2 separate regions of the Homo sapiens genome follow, and region 2 is linked to region 1. Evidence: read pairs that join two places in POLR2A ChIA-PET (ENCODE). Cell type or tissue: CD4-positive, alpha-beta T cell. All regions are shown on one strand. Each heading gives the region's core, and the rest is flanking DNA. Links, peaks and the distances in the headings are about the cores only. Region 1 overlaps MPRIP (myosin phosphatase Rho interacting protein). Region 2 overlaps COPS3 (COP9 signalosome subunit 3).

Region 1 (9,623 bases), core at 708-8,707:
ACAAGTGTCCCCTGAGGGGGTGGAGTGAGTTCAGCCGTTGTGCACAGATTATCCAACATGCATGCTGATGGGTGCCTGGCTCTCTGCCTGCCCACCAGGCTAGAGGAGCACCTCACTGCCAGGGTCATCTCTGTTAAGAGGTTAGAGTGCCAATTAACTCCCCAGAGCAGGTTAAAGAAACCTCACTTGGATTTGGTATGTGTTTGTTGGAGCAGGATGAATTGAAATAAAGTAACCATGACACAGGCGTTTGCCATGGGGGTGTGAGCAGTGCATGCAGGCGGTGGGAGAGGCGGTTTACCTCCTGCATGGGCCGGGAAGCGGGTGCATTTCAGGTATCCCACGAGACCTGCTCAATTACGGACTGTCAGAGGAGAGAGCAGACATGAGACACACAACCAATCCCAAACACACGCGGTGCCGCTCCCACCTCCGCCCGCCCTCCTGTGCATGGCTGGCTCTGGACAGCACACTAAAGATGTACTGCTTCCTGGCTGGGGAACAAGAGCAGGCAGCATCATCTCTTGGAGGCGGCACCAGTGTCACAACAGTGATGTGCAAGGAACAACACAGGCACAGCTGACAGCAGGCCGACATGAGCAGGGCTGGGTGAAACCTGGCCTCGAGGCAGGAGCTGATCATGCCAAGCACTGCTCTTCACAGCCCTGGCCTGTCAGTGTCATTGCCAGGAGGTGGCTCCAAGACAGACACAGAGCTCAAAGCCACCAGAACCAGCCCAGCAGGGTGAGCTCGGGCTGGCTCAGTGCTGGGCCCTGGGGCTTTGGCAGCTGTGGCCCATGGGAGCACTCATACTTCAATTTGGGCTACTCTCCCCAGTGTCCCTCAAGCCCCTCCCACCAGGGGGCTGGACCCCAGACTCACCTTGGACCTGATGTTTCTGAGTTGCCGGGTGACACAGGATCTGTCTTTCTTCAAGAAGTCAGGGTTGCTTTTAGATTTCATTATATCTGCGGTATATAATGAAAACAAACAGACCTGTTACCTTTGCTTTCTAAAACCCTCTGGAACCAGACTAAATCCTGAAACATTTCCCAAGCTTCCTACTGCAGCATACTTAGGACAATTCCTTAAACAACTCTAAGGGAATTCAAAGCCAATAACCATAAAACATGCTAGATCTCTTCAGACCACCATAAAACACCAGCACAATGGGAGAATGTGTATGTGGGGCCCCGCCAGGGCTTCCTGCACTGTGACTGTAGCCCACAACAGCATTCCCTTCAAAGGGACTTGGTCCCCTCACTCTGGTGTGGGACCTCAATGCTGAGCAGACCCCTACCCCCATTATCCATGATTCTCTACCTTCCTCCTGGTAGCACAGGGCTGTCTAAAGCAAGATGATAAGGCCAAGGCCTTCTCATTGTCCACCCACCCAGATAGCAGTCCTTTAGGCTTCTTAGAAATGTCTACTTAAGTACCTGTAACACAAACAGATACTGAGTCATATCACACATCCTGTGCATGTGTGGGGTTTTTTGTTTTGCTTTTTTTTTTTTTTTTTGAGATGGAGTCTTGCTCTGTCGCCAGGCTGGAGTGCAGTGGCACAAACTCAGCAGCTCACTGCAACCTCTGCCTCCTGGGTTCAAGCGATTCTCCTGCCTCAGCCTCCCGAGTAGCTGGGACTACAGGTGCGTGCCACCATGTCCAGCTAATTTTTGTATTTTTAGTAGAGACGGGGTTTCACAATGTTGGCCAGACTGGTCTCGAACTCCTGACCTCGTGATCCACCCGCCTCAACCTCCCAAAGTGCTGGGATTACAGGCATGTGCCACCATGTCCAGCTAATTTTTGTATTTTTAGTAGAGACGGGGTTTCACAATGTTGGCCAGACTGGTCTCGAATTCCTGACCTCGTGATCCACCCGCCTCAACCTCCCAAAGTGCTGGGATTACAGGCGGGTGCCACCACGCCCGCCCTCTGTTTCTTTTAAGAGACAGATTCTTGCTGTGTTGCCCAGACTAGAATGCAGTGCCTATTCACAGGTGTGATTCCACCACAGGTCAGCACAGGTTTTTTTTTTCTTTTTTTTTTGAGGCAGGGTCTCATTCTGTCACCCAGGCTGGAGTGCAGCAGTGTAATCATGGCTCACTGCCATTTCCACCTGCTGGGCTTAAGTGATCCTCCCACCTCAGCCTCCCAAGTAGCGCTGGGACTACAGGTGCATGCCAGCAGTCCCAGCTAGTTTTTTTGTATTTTTTGTAGAGACAGGGTTTTGCCATGTTGCCCAGGCTGGTCTTGAACTTTTGAGATCAAGTGATCTGCCCACCTAGCTTCCCAAAGTGCTGGGATTACAGGTGTGAGCCACTGCACCTGGCCAGCACAGGAGTTTTGACCTCTTTCATTTTGACCTGAGCCAGTTCACCCCTCCTTAGGCAACCTGGTGATCCCCTACTCGCAGGAGGTCACCATATTGATGCCAAACTTAGTGTGGACACCTGATCGACTTAGCTTTGTGTGTGACTGCCTAGAACTCCTGGGCTCAAGTGATCCTCCCACCTCAGCCTCCTGGGTAGCCAGGCCTACCACCAAGCCTGACTACTCAAGGTATTTATGGAAAAATGAAGTCTTCCTCCCAGCATCTGTCAGTACATAATCACTATTCCTTGCCTGACAGAAAAAAAGTTGATTTTTTCTTTTTTGATATTAGTGAGCTAGCACATCTTTTCCTGTTTGTGCGTCTCTGTATAAAAAATCAAGATGAAGGTCAAATGAAATTATGTATAATCTGGCCAGGTGCAGTGGCTCACACCTGTAATCTCAGCACTTTGGGAGGCCAAGGTGGCTGGATCGCTTGAGCCCAGGAGTTTGAGATCAGTCTGAGCAACGTGGTGAAACTCTGTCTCTACTAAAAATACAAAAATTAGCCAGGTGTTTTGTGGTGCACTCCTGTAGTCCCAGCTACTGGGGAGGCTAAGGTGGGAGAATCCTTGAGCCTGGGAGGCGGAGGCTGCAGTGAAATCACGCCATTGCATTCCACCCTGGGCAACAGAGCAAGACCCAGTTTCAAAAAAAAAAAAAAAAAAATTACGTATGAGCTGAAAATGCTTGATAAAATGTTAACTCTTTCATCCTTCCTGCCATCTATTTTTTACAGGGTACCTAAATGTTTTTAGCCAAGAAAAAAAGGGCCAGTTCTGTTGTTCATTCCAGAAAGCAGGGAGCTCCCTCCCATTCTCCACTCTATGGCCTTTTACAGATATTATAGTCAAATCCTAGGATCAAGCAGCTAGTGAGAGCTACTTCTGCCCAGTGGTTGAGTTCTTTAGAAAAATAAGACTTGTTATTATTTCGAAAATATTATGCTGATACTATGGGTTCTCCCTAGAGCAATCAGCACAGCATCCACTGCTGCGATGGGGAGAGCAAGGCCTGTCTGGGGCAGCCGTGTGAAGCTGGTGCTCCTGCTCCACTGGGATGCCTGGGTCTACAAGCATCACTGGGACTCTTCTGCTTCAAGTCAAGCACCGGGAAACCTCTACGACCAAACCCCCATAAGCCCCCCAGCAATAACCGAGAGGGCATGACCCGAGGACGCACCATATCCGGACACCGTGGCACTGTCAGGGGACTTCTCCCCCAGTGCTTCCGTTGCAGCCTTGAGCTGCTCCTTCAACCTGCTGATGTCACAGTCAGCCTTAGCCTTCGCGATGCTGAGCTCTGTGTAGATGTCTTTGTACTTGTCACTTGCGTACTTCTTGTCCTTGGGAGTGAAATGACAGAGAATGGTAGTTACATCCAGGAAAGAGGAGCACATACAACATGGCCTGTCTTCCTGGGGACTGAACACGGTAGGGAGGCTTGCTGTGGGCGGAAGAGGAGGCTTGTTCACCTCTGTCTTCTAGAGGCAGACAGTGGACAGAGAGGAAAAACCACGGGGCCTAAGGACACGGGCACAGCCATCAGGACATGGCAGGATAATCTCCAGGCCCGGTGAGTGCAGGAGGCAGTTCCGGGATTGCCCGACCAGCCTGGTGTGGCCCTGAGTGCCCAGGCCCCTCCCTTGTGGGCTTCAGCCTGGAAATCCTCTCTGTGTCCTAGATTCCCTAGGTGACTGAGTGACCACCAATGATTCTGTCATCTCCCCTGACTCCAGGAGTCCCTGGAGGAGGCTGGTGGAAGCCAGGGGGCGGCTCAAATGGAAGTCAAGCCTTGCCTCACTTCACAGGCCTTTTCTCTGGAACATTCCTCCCAAGGCACACAAAAAGCACATACACACTGAAGCTGGAGCCAGGCCAGGCAGGTTGCTCATGTCCACGTTCCCACAGCACCTGCCTGCAGGCTGGTCTTTTAAGAGGGCTTGATTTTGGAAACCTCCTTCCTCACAAGAGTAAAATCTGCTTCAGAAGAGCCCGCGCTGAGCACCAGCCTGAGTTCAGGAGGCGCATGTCACCTAGAGCCTGTTCCCGTACCCGCCCTCCTGTGGTGCGGTGGCCTTACCCGCAGTGCCGTCTGCAGCTCATCCTTGAGGGAGCTAATCTCCTGTTTCAGGTACTGTATTTCCGATTCCTTTACCCGCAATAAGACCTAAAATGACAGAGAGATCAGGGACCAATATTCAGGAGCAAAGAAACCTCCAGAGTCTCCACAGCAGGCTGAAGCGTGCAGAGGGCTCTCCAATCACCAGTGAGCAGGGCAGCCTCGTGGTGCCCAATGCGGGCAAGCATCGTTTAAACACCGCTCACAGCTTCAGCCTCACATACAGAAACAGGAAGAGGAAGGAAATGGCCGTGATTCCTCCCAGTGCCAAGGACTCCCTCCTCAGCCTGGGGTGCTGTGAACTAGACCTGCTTGTCTCTGGGGACCAAGCCCGCGAGAATCAGGAAATGTTACCACTGACACTTGTGTCAGACTCACTCAGCCTCTCTTGCCCGCCCTTTTGGTAAAGCACTCATTTAGTACAAGGCACAGGCACAGCAGACAGCGGCCCAACACCTGGACTCGGGGCAGGAGCTGATCACACCAAGCACTGGTCCCTCCCAGCCTTGGCCTCTCAGTGTCACTGCCAGGAGGCGGCTCCACGACAGAGACAAAGCTCAAAGCCACCAGAACCAGCCCAGCTGGGTGAGCTCTGGCTGGCTGAGTGCTGAAATTTTAGCACATTTTAGGGTGAAATTTTAATTGAATGTGGAGAAATCTAAGTGCCTTCCTAAAAGGACACCCTATACTCCAGAATCCATCATTCTAACATAAAGCGAGCCTCCCTGACCTGAGCTGCAGCAGCCACATGGCTACAGAACGTGTCCTTTTGAGTGGTCAGTGTTTGTGGCATAGCAGAAATGGAGGGGAGTGGGTGGAGTGAGATGGGGTCAGGATCCCCACAGCCCCTCGAGGGCTCCACTCGGCTAGTGGCTCTCATGCCACCTGGCAGCTCACTGCTCCTCGCCGCCTTCGGGTGATTTGGATCTTCCTGGACCCTGTGACTCCTGCTGTCTCAGGTCTGTTCCTCCCACAACCCTGTAAGACAGGGGCCATGCTGCACTCCCCTGGGGTTCCTGGGTGCAGAGCTGAGTCAGGCAGGGCCTGGCTCCTGATGGTACCTCTAGTTCATAGGCATCCTTGCCCTGTGCAAGGGGTGACCCAGTGGCCTCCCCACCGCCGTCCCCAGTCAGCAGCGTCCGCAACCGTGTGATCTCTGCAGCCAGGCGGTTGTTCAGCTCCTGGGGGACAGCAACACAACAGTGACACTCCAGAGCTGCCTGGGGCCAAGTCGCATGACACAACCCGGGAAGGCCATTTCCCTAGGTTCTTTGTGTATCTGTGGAACTGCGTAGGCAGGATCCAATCGATAACCCTTAATTCCTTTCTGTCACAATAACTAGTGTCAATCTGTTCCATGGCTGGTCCCATCTGAGCTCCTGTGGGGTAATCTTTAAGCCACAGCAGCAGTGAGTGGACCCAGTCCTGCCTGAGCAGCCTCATACACAGCCCTGTGCAGCAGCCATGCCCCTTGGGAAGGCCTCAGGTGAGAAAGGGACTATGTTCCCAGCCCCAGGGGGTGTTTGTGCAGGGCAGGGTCATAGAGGGCTGTTTTAATTTGGTGCCCACAGAAAAGCCAATATTGAACGAATCCTGGCTTGAACCTTTCCATTAGCCAGGATTTAAATGCACCCCAATTAACTAAGGAGCAAGCAAATCTTTTTTTTTTTTTTTTTAGACGGAGTCTCGCTCTGTCACCCAGGCTCCGCCTCCCGAGTTCACACCATTCTCCTGCCTCAGCCTTCCCAGTAGATGGGACTATAGGCGCCCACCACCACACCCAGCTAATTTTTTGTATTTTTAGTAGAGATGGGGTTTCACCATGTTAGCCAGGATGGTCTCAATCCCTGACCTTGTGATCCGCCCGTCTTGGCCTCCCAAAGCGCTGGGATTACAGGCGTGAGCCACCGCGCCCGGACAGAGCAAGCAAATCTTAAGAAAAAAAATCTGACAAAAATAAATGTGAGCCGTAAGCCTGACCCTGAGAAGTGTCAGCTCAATCCCTGGGGGACAGGATCCTGGAGGATTGGGATGACCCTGCCAGGCCCTGCCCAGAAACAGTGAGCCAGAGGTTCAGAGGAGCACAGAGAAGACACCAAGACACCCGAGAGTCTCAGAAAGGGTCAAAGCAAGAGTGATGTCATGTGTAAGCAGGTGGTGCACGTGGCAGTACAGCGTTGCTCTAGCTATCCGCGGTGATGTTTCTGACAACACAGATGGCCACGCTGGGTGGCAGGGAGAAGCCCTGGGGCAGGTAACCACTCTGTGGTTCAGGGACCTTCATGCCACTTTGAGGGTGAGGCCTGGCTCCAGCTCCAGTGTGGACTCACCTGACTATGGGTCTACCTGACCTTGAGTGCCCCTGACTAACCTTGGGCTCACCTGGCTGCAGGCTCACCTGGTTGTGGGCATTGAGCTCCTGGTTCTCACGCTGGCACTGCCGCAGGGCCTGCCGCTCGGCCTCCAGCGCCTGGGCCAGATGGGCATTCTCCAGGCACTTCTGCGAGTACTGCTCCGAGAGGACCTCCAGTTCCCGCTGCACCGACTGCAGCTCCTCCCTGGGGAGAGGGCAGCACTCACTCCTCTGCCTGCTTCTGGACAAGGCCTCTCAGAGGCCGGTGTCCCTCCTTGACACCAGACACAGCCAAGCACAGGTCAGGCCCACACAGTCTGTTGTCTTAATCAGCCTGGGTCATACAGAGTAAGGGATCCCTTACAGAGATGGCCTCACGCCCCTCCCTGGTCCTTTCTCACAGTCTGACAGTCCTACAGCTAGCACTTCTCTGGGGATGCCAGTCAGGACAGAGTCCAGTCTGCAGCCACACAGAACCCCCATTTCTAGAACTCTCTTCTGACTCAGAATTTGTTTTCAGTAAACCCACTTTTGAAGCCATCTGTGTCTGACAGCCAGGACCAGGCTCTACACAAGACCCAAAAACCCAAGCTTCCTGAGGCTGTTCTGCCACCCTGGATCCAGGAGGGCCGTCCTCCTGCAGGTGAACCAGGGATGAGGGGCTTCCAGGTGGGCCACCCTGCTCTGACCAAGGTCAGCGTGAGCCTCTACAGGGTGCTGCTGACTGCTGCCAGCTCCTGAGGCAGGGCCCCTGGCTTCGGCTATGCTATAAAGGCTCCTGGTAGAGCCTGAGTGCCGTGAGGCTCATGGTGGCCAATCTGTGGGCTTCTGGCTGTGTCAATTCTACCAAGTGAAAAAAGTCTACAGCAGTTTTTCTGGTATTTTTCTATCCTGCCTGTGCAGAGGGAATCAGCACGTGTGGTTTTAAACCACAGTGCTAGTTCTCACTTCTGCCCTGTACGACCAAGCCCGGCTGCCTGGCTCCTGGTGGGCTAGCAGGGCAGCTGTCGAAGAACACATCTGGGCAGTTGCTGGGATCAGCCCTGGACAAGAGGGGAGTTTAAGATTTCGTTTGTTACATCTCGTTCTTGGCATTTCGAGGAACAGTCTCTCTGAATAAAGGAGGCCCCACTTGGGCCATATCCTGCACTGGACAAGAGGGCATCTGAGCTGCCCTCAGCACCCAGGGGCCCCAGGCCCCACTTCTGGAGGCCTCTGCAAAGACACAGGAAGGGCCCAGCTGTGGCCTGGTCAGCACCCCAGAGGGGCCCTCCCAAGGGCAGATGGGCAGGCCCAGCCACTTACAGGTACTGGCGCCGCAGGGCCTCAACATCCGAGTTGACGCTGCTGATCTGGGACCGCTGGCTCTTCTCCAGCTCCCGCTCCATTTCCTCCCGGTGGGCGTTCTTCATGGCTTCGATGGCTGCAGGCAAGGACACGGCCTCAGCACCGAGGGACCACGCCCTTCCTGCTGACAGGGGTGGGGGTGGGGAGCTCCACACAATGGGATGGCGCCTGCCACTGCTGATGCTTGCTTAGTCAATCAGCAGTTGGATTTTGCATGACAGGCTGGCCCCTCATGAACCAATTCTCTGAGGTGGGTGCAGGCTGGGAGAATTCTTCATGAACTCCCCCTGGAAGGAATGCACGTTTGGCTTTTTTTTTGGTGTTAGAAGAAAACCAAACTGATTAAATAAATGTCATTGTTAAATTCCAACATGAGTTTATAAAACAAGCAAGCTTTTGTGCTGGTGTATTTTCTTCCTTGGAACTAAATTAACAAACCACTGAGGTGGCGATTACATAAAGGGAAGGCAGCACAAGGCGGAGGGGACGTGCTTGTTTAGGGCCACCTGCCGGTGAAGCTACATATCTTCACGCTGACGGCAGGGGCATTCTGGCCAGAGGTGGTCCCACGTTGACAGGTGTCTGTCAGGGGGAAAGTCACTGGCTGGACTGACACTGGTCAGTCTACTTGTTGGAACTGGAAAGTCACAGGTTGGGACAGCTCCTTGTGTGCAGCCGGCCACGACGGGGCTGTCAGGGGTCGAAGTGTGCGCTCTCAGTTTACAAGCTCTCAAAAGGGACCTAAAATTGGCCTTTGCCTCAGAGTGAATAGTCAAAGAACCCTTCAACAATGAAGTTTACATCTCAGCCAAAAGGCAATTTAAAGGCTGCCATTCCTCTGAGTTGTGTGTCTAGCTCAAAAAAAGCTGGCCACCCACCCTGCCCTCAGGGTTACCCCACCCCCCAACCTGAGATGGTGGCCGCTGTCTCCTCGGCTAGGAGGCGGTCTTTCTCTTCTCGAAGTTTCTCTAGCTCCCGCTGGTGCTGCCTCTGGAGATCTTCAATCTTCTTCTGGTGCGTTTCTTCCATTGCTGCAAACCCTCGCTCGCACGTGGCCTGCAAAATGCAAAAGGGACTTCATCGACTTCTTTCTTTACCTCTAAGTTGGGGGCCCTTTTAAATAAAGGAGCCAGGAATCCCACCCTGTCCAGGCCCAGCTGTGACTGGGCATTCACTGAGCTTGCTCCACCATGGGCGCCCTGAACAGGATCCCTGGGGCTGTCTGGGGATTCTCAGCAATGCCATCAGAGCATTCAGAAAAGGGTGTTACCAGTCAACTCTACCTCTTATTTCTGTGACTGTACTGTGCCCCATTTCTTCCTGGGAGAAGTTGGTATGGTAGGTGGGGACAGGCTGCTATGAAATGGAAACCAGCCAACCCTGGACCTTCCTGCGTTGCTGCCAGGTGGGACCCACAGGAAGGAAG
Region 2 (9,623 bases), core at 524-8,523, 85 kb before region 1:
CACGCCTGTAATCCCAGCTACTCGGGAGGCTAATGCAGGAGAATCACTTGAACCCGGGAGGTGGAGGTTGCAGTGAGCTGAGATGACGCCACTGCACTCCAGCCTGTGTGACAGAGTGAGACTCCATTTCAAAAAAAAAAAAAAAGGTAATGCTGTTTTTTTCTGAATGGCTAAGAAAATGGAGTACAGGTTGACTATTCCTAATCTGAAAATTTGAAACCCAATCCAAAAATTTGAAACCCAAAATGCTCCAAAATCTGAAATCTTTAGAATGCCAACTTGGCACTCAAAGTGCTCATTGGAGCAATTGGATTTCAGGTTTTCAGATTAGGGATGCTTAACTGGTATGTATTCTGCAAATATTCCAAAATTTGAAACACTTGTGGTCCTAAGCATTTCAGATAGCAGATACATGAAATGTGTTGACATTTAGATAATTTTAGTCAATAAAATGTAAAACACAATTACATTATTTGGAAATTTCTGGAATCAATGAATTTTCTCCTTCTGCTAATACCTGCCTAAGTAAAATTAAAGTGATGATTTAATATCAATTTGTTCACAGCTTTGTTTGCTAGCAAAATGCTTTAAGCCTGCCCTTCCATATCTTGACGTGGATATGATGGATATCTGTAAAGAGAATGGAGCCTATGATGCAAAACACTTTTTATGTTACTATTATTATGGAGGGATGATCTATACTGGGCTGAAGAACTTTGAAAGAGCTCTCTACTTTTATGAACAGGTAATCTCTCTAAAAATTAGCTGAGGTTGTTCTGAACTTGTGTGATCAAAAAAGTGCTCCCATAGGTTTGTGGCTAGAGTGGTCTGATCCCAGGGCCTCCGTTTCAGGTGTTGGTCCTTTCAGAGACTACTTCTCTGTGATCATGTAAATAGTGGTAACCTGATCCCTAAGTTGAGGAGCAGCGCCAGTGCATAGAAGAGCACTTGTCTGGGGGTTCTAATCTAGGCTTGCACTTATACCTTATCTGATTTGGAATAAGTTATGACATCTCTTGACCTTTATAGCTTCCTTTGCATATAAGGAAGAGATTGAACTGAGTGATCTTGGTTGTGTCTTATTCTAAAACCATGTGTGGTATTTTGTTAAGTTTTATTTAATCAGTGAAACATTCTCTTGATTCAAAATTTAAAGGGTAGAAAGGAGTACACAGTAAAAGTCCCTCCCACCCTTTCTGTGTCTGTGTAATGAAACATAGTACACAATTTGGTAGAATATTCTGGAGGTTTACTCAGACTCTGAAAAAGAGATACACAATATTGATTAATAAACCACTTTACTTAAGGTAAATTAGTTAGATGTTCGTAAGTTCCTATTTAGTTCATAGCATGTATTAAGTAATAAAGGATATTTAAAACCTTCAGAGAGCTCGGTTTAGTTGGAATTCTAATACATAATACACATGCATACATGTACACACATCCGTGGCTCTGAACCATACCACAATGAGTGGTTGATGTGTCCTGTTGAGGGGACCTGAGGAGGGCCACCATAAGGTGCCAGTAGGCAGAGATGGTGTCATTAAAGCACGTGTCTAGTCAGGTTAAATCTTCAAGGTGGCTTCTCTTTAAGACTACGCATTCGGAAAATTATAAAAATGCACTTCGTAGCCACTGGATGCATTATCATTGCTGTAGCCAAATATAGTTAACTCATGAGCAAACTTGATCTTGAAATATCAGGATGAGTGGGTGTTAAAAAGGTAAGAGGCGTCCGAGTGCGGTGGCTCACGCCTGTAATCCCAGCACTTTGGGAGGCCGAGGCCGGCGGATCACCTGAGGTCGGGAGTTCGAGACCAGCCTGACCAACGTGGAGAAACCCCATCTCTACTAAAAATACAAAATTTAGCTGGGCATGGTGGTGCATGCCTGTAATCCTAGCTACTCAGGAGGCTGAAGCAGGAGAATTGCTTGAACCCAAGAGGCGGAGGTTGCAGTGAGCCGAGATCGTGCCATTGCACTCCAGCTTGGGCAACAAGAGCAAAACTCCATCTCAAAAAAAAAAAAAAAAAAAAGAAAAGGCAAGAGGCTGGGTGAGGTGGCTCACACCTGTAATCCCAGCACACTGGGAGGCCGAGGCAGGCAAATCGCCTGAGGTCAGGAATTCAAGACCAGCCTGGCCAACATGGTGAAAATGTCTCTACTAAAAATGCAAAAATTAGCTGGGCCTGGCAGCAGGCGCCTGTAATCCCAGCTACTCAGGAGACTGAGGCAGGAGAATCTCTTTTTTTTTTTTTTGAAATGGAGTCTTGCTCTGTCGCCCAGGCTGGAGTGCAGTGGCACGATCTCGGCTCACCGCAAGCTCCGCCTCCCGGGTTCACACCATTCTCCTGCCTCAGCCTCGTGACTAGCTGGAACTACAGGTGCCTGCCACCACACCTGGCTAATTTTTTGTATTTTTAGTAGAGATGGGGTTTCACCATGTTAGCCAGGATGGTCTTGATCTCCTGACCTCGTGATCCGCCCGCCTCGGCCTCCCAAATTGCTGGGATTACAGGCATGAGCCAACACGCCCAGCCAGGAGAATCTCTTGAACCAGGAGATGGAGGTTGCAGTGAGCCGGGATTGCGCCACTGCACTCCAGCCTGGGTAACAGAGACTCGTCCTCAAAAATAAAAAGACAAGAAAGTGGCCAGGCGTGGTGGCTCATGCCAGTAATCCTAGCACTTTGGGATGCTGAAGTGGGAGCATTGCTTGAGCTCAGGAGTACAAGACTGAACAACATAGTGAGCAACATAGGAGTCAGCCTGAGCAACATAGTGAGACTCCATTTCTACAAAAAATATTTTTTTTTTTGAGACGGAGTCTCGCTTTGTCGCCCAGGCTGGAGTGCAGTGGCGCAATCTCAGCTCACTGCAAGCTCCGCCTCCTGGGTTCACACCCTTCTCCTGCCTCAGCCTCCCAAGTAGCTGGGACTACAGGCGCCCACCACCACACCCGGCTAATTTTTTTGTATTTTTAGTAGAGATGGGGTTTCACTGTGTTAGCCAGGTTGGTCTCGATCCCCTGACCTCGTGATCCACCCACCTCGGCCTCTCAAAGTGCTGGGATTACAGGCATAAGCCACCGCGCCTGGCCTCTACAAAAAATTTTAAAATTAGTCAAGCATGGTGGCCCACTCCTATAGTCCCAGGTACTCAGGAGGCTGAGGCAGGAAGATTGCTTGAACCCAAGGAGTTTGAGGGTACAGTGAGCCATAATTACATCACTGCGCTCCAGCCTAGATGACAGAGCGAGACCCTGTCTCTAAAAAATGCATAAATAAAAATAAAATGAATTCTATCTCAATAAGGCTGTTATAAAAATAATGGGACATTTAAAAAGTATTATTGACTTATAATTAATGTGATACATGTGGTTGATTGTTGTTTGCTACTGTGGTATGTTCTCTTTACAGCAAGCATTCTTCTCTTGCCTAGGCTATAACTACTCCTGCCATGGCGGTCAGTCATATCATGTTGGAATCATATAAAAAGTATATTTTAGTGTCTTTGATATTACTTGGCAAAGTACAACAGCTACCAAAATATACATCTCAAATTGTGGGTAGATTCATTAAGGTAAGTTTTTTACATAAAACTGATTTCTTACGTGAGCATGTTGAGTATATAAAGAAATTGCAATGATACAGTTCTGTAACTTCGTTTTATACTGATTTAGCTCTCCTAGCAGCTTCAGGTGAGCAGACATTTATTGAATGTCTGCTACACATTCTCATTACCTGATTGGAATGGAATATTTCTCAGGAACCCGTTTTCAAACTTGTGCTCTAGATACTTACAGCTATAGATGTTTAAGCTCCTATAACAGTTGATTTTTTTTTTTTTCCCTAGAGACAGAGTCTCGCTATGTTGGCCAGGTTGGTGTTGAACTCCTGGCCTCAAGCAGTCCTTCTGCGTCTGCCTCCCAGAGTGCTGGGATTACAGGTGTGTGCCACTGAGCCTGGCCTTTATTTTGTTTTGTTATATTTTTCATTTTATTTATTTATTTATTTATTTAGAAATGGAGTTTTGCTCTTGTCACCAAAGCTGGAGTGCAGTGGCGTGATCTCAGCTCACTGCAACCTCTGCCTCCCGGGTTCAAGCGATTCTCCTGCCTTAGCCTCCCGAGTAGCTGGGACTACAGGTGTGTGCCACCATGCCCAGCTAATTTTTTGTATTTTTAGTGGAGATGTGGTTTCACCGTGTTAGCCAGGATTGTCTCGATCTCTTGACCTCGTGATCCACCCGCCTCGGCCTCCCAAAGTGCTGGGATTACAGGCGTGAGCCACCATGCCCGGCCCTGTCTTCCTTCTTGCTAGCAGAAGTAGCAGATTGTCCTGTTGCATCTGGTGAGGTGTGAGAAAGAGAGAGGGAGAGTTGGGAATGATGAATGTTTTGACTCCTTTCTTCTCTATATGATTTATCAGTAGAAAAACAGAAGCACTGATGAAGACGTGTGCCTTCACTAAATTCAGTGGGTTTTCACCTGCTGTGTTATTACTTGGTCTGTAGTACAAAATTTTGTGGAAAATGAATTACTCCATAGTGACTTTCTATCCCTGGTCTTAAAAACCAGGCATTTGCTTTGGGTAAATTATAATTTGTAGGGTAACAGTGTGTAGTTACCTGACAATATGGGATATACTTGCTTAAAAAATAGTATGTAAGTGTGTTTTTGCTTCCTATACACATTTGAGTCTTCTGAAGTTTGTTTGTTTGTTTTTGGTTTTTTTTTTTTTTTTGAGACGGAGTTTTGCTTTGTTGCCCAGGCTGGAGTGCAGTGGCACGATCTTGGCTCACTGCAACCTCCACCTCCTGGGTTCAAGCGATTCTCTTGCCTCAGCCTCCCAAGTAGCTGGGATTACAGGCATGTGCTATCACGCTCAGTTAATTTTGTATTTTTAGTAGAGACGGGGTTTCTTCATGTTGGTCAGGCTGGTGTTTAACCCCTGACCCCAGGTGATTTGTCCGCCTCGGCCTCCCAAAGTGTTGAGATTACAGGCGTGAGTCCCCACACCTGGCCTCTTCTGAAGTTTTAATCTGAATTTTTTCCCTCCTTTGCATCTTTAGCCTCTTAGCAATGCATACCACGAGTTAGCACAAGTGTATTCAACCAACAACCCCTCAGAACTCCGAAACCTGGTGAATAAGCACAGTGAAACCTTCACTCGCGATAACAACATGGGGCTGGTGAAGCAATGCTTGTCATCTCTTTATAAGAAGAATATTCAGAGGCTAACAAAGGTGAGGAAAGTGCCACCTTCACAGGGCAGCTCCTGACCCCCTGGGGGCCATGTTTCCCTTTCTCTCCCTTTTCAGAGCTGAGGAAGCAGGTACAGGGATAAAGCATGGCAGGATTTCTGTGCTGAGAGAGAACTCTCTTGTGATTGGCTTCTTAGAAAGAATTTGATGTATACCTTTGGTCTTTTCAGGGCTAGAGCAGGGTATTTGGAGCAGGTGAAGAGGAAGAAAGGTAGGAGACAAGGCTACATTGGGAGACAGTGAAAGGCAGCCTCAGAGAGGTCAGCAGCTCCAGCAGGGCAGATGAGGGATGCTAATGATGCAGACCTCAGTGCACTGTCACCAGCCTTGCAACCTGTCTGTTCTGTCTGTGCTGATCTCTATTAGAACATTTTTTTTTTTTCTCTCTTGACACAGTGCCTTGCTCTGTTGCCCAGGCTGGTGTGCAGTGGCGTGATTTCGGCTCATTGCACCCTCTGCCTCCTGAGCTCAAGTGATCTGCCCACCTCAGCCTCCCAAGCAGCTGGGACCACAGGTGTGAGCCACCACGCCCAGCTAATTTTTGTATTTTTTGTATAGACAAGGTTTTGCTATGTTGGCCAGGCGGTCTCGAACCCCTGTGCTCATGTGATCCACCTGCCTTGGCCTCCCAAACTGCTGGGATTACAGACATGAACCACCGCACCCAGCCAATGAGAACACCTTATGTGAACATAGTACTACTCGGACATTACCATTTAGGCCAGGGTTGTACAAACTTTGTGCAATTGACTTCTAGGATGTAAGCCAATTATATAATTTTTATTTTCTTCTAGGATGTAAGCCAATTCTATAATTTTTATTGTCAAGATGAAAATAACCTGCTAGGTTTTGACTATAGAAAATATGCTTAATGTCAAACGTTCAAACAGTACAGAAAAATAATGAAAAATGAAATTTTTTGTGTTTTAGGAAGGTATAGGCTGCAAGTTACAGGAATCCTGTAGCTCAACAAATAGAGGATTGCTTTTTTCTCTTGGGAAGTCTGGCCAGATATGCATAGTTCACAGCTGCTGAGAACACAGTGCATCTGTTCCTGTGCACATCCTTTGCCTTGTGTCAGCCATGGTGATGCATGGTTGGGGACGAGCCAAGGAACCAGAATAGGGTAGCTGTTTTTTTGCTAGGCTACCCAGCAATGGAAAAGGCTGATGGATTTGGCTACGTGAGGACTTAGGGGAGAGGTGACTTCCCCTAGCCCAATGGAGAAGCTAGAGAAGAGAGGTGGGTCGGGGTGGCCGTTGAGGTGGGCAGACCTCATACAAGGATAAAGGATCCTAAGGAGAAGAGGAAGGAAGGTGAGGAGAGGGTCAATGGGCAAGAAAAAGAATCCTTCCAAATACTCTAGAAAGACTAGCCATAGCTTCTAGAATAGAAGGAAATCAGTAGTGAATTTGTAAAAAGTTAATTTTTATGAGAGAAAAATGAAGAACGTGAAAGAGAAATCAAGTCAAAGATCAAAACCAGTGTAACTTGTGAGCCAGAAAAACCAGCTTGACCTACAGGTTTAAAAGACCAGGATCTAAGAGACTTAAATAACAAGCAGCCTAATTCTCTCCATAAAATTTTCTTTTTGGCCCAAGTGCCAACAGAACCATTCTAAGTAAATTTCTGTCTTTTGCCATCAAGAGGTAGCCATTAAAAAACAGCTGCCATTAAAAACACAAACTCTGTTTGTGACTAGTAATTGAAGTTTAGATAAAAGAACCCAAATGCTAACAAACATAAAAGATAGTACATGTTACAAAAGATGTTAAATTGCAAAATAGCAAATGAAAATTAAATAACGGTTTCAAAAATTAGCTGGGCGTGGTGGCACATACCTGTAATCCCAGCTACTTGGAAGGCTGAGGCAGGAGAATCATTTGAACCCAGGAGATAGAGGTTGCAGTGAGCCGAGATTGCACCACTGCACTCCAGTCTGGGGGACAAAGTGAGACTCCGTCTCAAAAAAAATTTTTTTTTGATCAAACAGGAAGAGTCTCAACTCGAAATGGTCTTTCCAGGGCTGGGGTAGTGACTCACAAAGTCATCAAGGTCCTGGGTCCTTCGTATGTTGACACGAAGTGGTGGATTGTGGTACACTGAGCTCACAAGCACTGCCTGCCAGAGGGACCTGGGGAGGGCTACCATAAGGTATGGTGGGCAGGAACCGTGTCTTTAAAGGACATAGCTAGTCAGAAGGTTACATCTGTGATAGTGGCTGCTCCATTTTTGGCATGATGTCCCAGTGCTAAAATGAAAAGAACGGGGAAACATCAAAGGATTTTTCTAGCCAAGTTTTTCTTACTAGAAAATCCAAAGAAGTCTCAACAGGTAGACTGTATCAGTAGGTGATGGCATGGCTGGGATGGAAGGCAGCTGGGGATGGGTTAAATCTGCCACCTCTCCCATTGAAATATTACTTTGTGTTAACATTTTAGTAGATGTTTTTCTTTTTCTTTTTCTTTTTCTTTTTTTTTTTTTTTGAGACGGAGTCTTGCTCTGTCTCCCAGGCTGGAGTGCAGTGGCTCGATCTCGGCTCACTGCAAGCTCCACCTCCCGGGTTCACGCCATTCTCCTGCCTCAGCCTCCCGAGTAGCTGGGACTACAGGTGCCCGCCACCACACCTGGCTAATTGTTTGTATTTTTAGTAGAGACGGGGTTTCACCGTGTTAGCTAGGATGGTCTCGATCTCCTGACCTCGTGATCCGCCCGCCTCAGCCTCCCAAAGTGCTGGGATTACAAGCATGAGCCACCACGCCCGGCCTAGTAGATGTTTTTCTAGGTTCCTCTTCTCTGTTTCTTTTCTATGTGTATGCATAGACTCTCCCAGTTATATGTAATTGGGGTCATACTCTACGTGCTATTCTTGACCCTGCTCTTTTGTTTGTTTGGTATTTTTTCTTTTTTTTTTTTTCTGTGACTGAGTCTCGCTCTGTTGTCCAGGCTGGAGTGCAGTGGTGCGATCTTTGCTCACTGCAGACTCTGCCTCCTGGGTTCAAGCGATTCTCCTGCCTCAACCTCCTGAGTAGCTGGGACTACAGGTGCACACCACCACACCTGGCTAATTTTTGTATTTTTAGTAGACACGGGGTTTCGCCATGTTGGCCAGGCTGGTCTCAAACTCCTGACTTTAAGTGATCTGCCCACTTTGGCCTCCCAAAGTGCTAAGATGACAGGTGTGAGCCACCGCGCCTGGCCTACTTTTACATTTTTTGTAGAGATGGGATCCCACTGTGTTGGTCAGGCTAGAATGTTGACTTTTGAGTCTTTGTTTGTGTTAAACTACTTGTGTACTTCTTAAAGTTAGCAGTAATTTCAATTTCTTGGGTACTATTCTCTGAACTAAAGTATATGTAGGTTTTAAAATTATTGGCTCATCAAGAATTTATGGCCAGGCACAGTGGCTTACCCCTGTACTTCCAGCACTTTGGGGAGCTGAGGCAGGAAGATACGTTGAAACCAGGAGCTTGAAACCAGTCTGGGCAACTAAGTAAGATCTCATCTCTACAAAAAATAAAACAATAAAATTAGCTGGGCACAGTGGTGCACACCTGTAGTCTCAGCTACTCAGGAGGCTGAAACAGGAGGTTCCCTTGAACTGCTATGAACTGTGATTGCGCCTCTGCACTCTAGCCTGGGCAACAGAGCAAGACTCCATCTCAAAAAAAAAAGGAATTTTCAAGATGAGGGTTTTAATATGCCCAGCTCTGAAAATGCCATTGTTGTAAATATTACCAGCTGCCATTAAGAATAGAGCTCTTTTAATATGTTTCTGAAAGGGGTCATTTTCATCAGATCCCAAGAGAGCAGTGGTAAACACTGGTTTCCCTCATCACAAGTGTGTAGCCTCTTTTATTTAACTCCCCCATTTGTTTAAAAATGTTAACTTTGAATTTTGAATGATGAATGTTATTTTTTCAATTATATTTAATAGATTATACATTTATAATACAAAATTCAAAAGATGAAAATCTTCATAATGATGTGCATACCTTGGATTCCTTTTCAGTTTACATATATATATAAAATTATTTTTCATTACTCCTCTAGGAAATTGACAAACCACTGGGTTCATCAGTTTTTATTTTTTTATTTTTTTTTGTGACAGAGTCTTGCTCAGTTGCCCAGGCTGGAGTGCAGTGGCGTGATCTTGGCTCACAACAAGCTCCACCTCCTGGGTTCACGCCATTCTCCTGCCTCAGCCTCCCAAGTAGCTGGGACTACAAGTGCCCACCACCACGCCCGGCTAATTTTTTTTTTTTTTTTGTATTTTTAGTAGAGACAGGGTTTCACCACGTTAGCCAGGATGGTCTCGATGTCCTGACCTCGTGATCCACTCGCCTGGGCCTCCCAAAG

What was found. ChIA-PET counts read pairs that join two places held together with the same protein. Peaks named below come from ENCODE experiments on the same cell type or tissue, not always from the same donor. Only the 100,000 strongest peaks of a DNase experiment are listed, where the experiment ranks them.
Region 2: POLR2A ChIA-PET joins it to region 1 with 10 read pairs; 3 of 35 experiments call an interaction of 5 or more read pairs at or near these places.

The regions. Positions count from the first base shown.
Region 1 is chr17:17,171,348-17,180,970 of GRCh38, reverse strand. It overlaps MPRIP (myosin phosphatase Rho interacting protein), which reads right to left. Exons shown (of 24, transcript NM_001364716.4): 17 at 9,106-9,253; 18 at 8,156-8,273; 19 at 6,896-7,055; 20 at 5,559-5,678; 21 at 4,459-4,545; 22 at 3,559-3,721; 23 at 883-968. It also overlaps the pseudogene RN7SL775P. Among named protein-coding and RNA genes, the nearest start is that of PLD6, 30 kb to the left of the region's middle. RefSeq lists enhancers at 5,002-5,051, 8,079-8,738, 8,739-9,398. In CD4-positive, alpha-beta T cell, for the core only: no CTCF peak of the experiment used is centred there; DNase peaks (open chromatin) are centred at 1,470, 3,640, 4,420 and 4,800; H3K4me3 peaks cover 2,274 bases; H3K27ac peaks cover 6,443 bases.
Region 2 is chr17:17,255,924-17,265,546 of GRCh38, reverse strand. It overlaps COPS3 (COP9 signalosome subunit 3), which reads left to right. Exons shown (of 12, transcript NM_003653.4): 6 at 566-745; 7 at 3,441-3,581; 8 at 5,073-5,246. Among named protein-coding and RNA genes, the nearest start is that of COPS3, 21 kb to the left of the region's middle. In CD4-positive, alpha-beta T cell, for the core only: no CTCF peak of the experiment used is centred there; no DNase peak of the experiment used is centred there.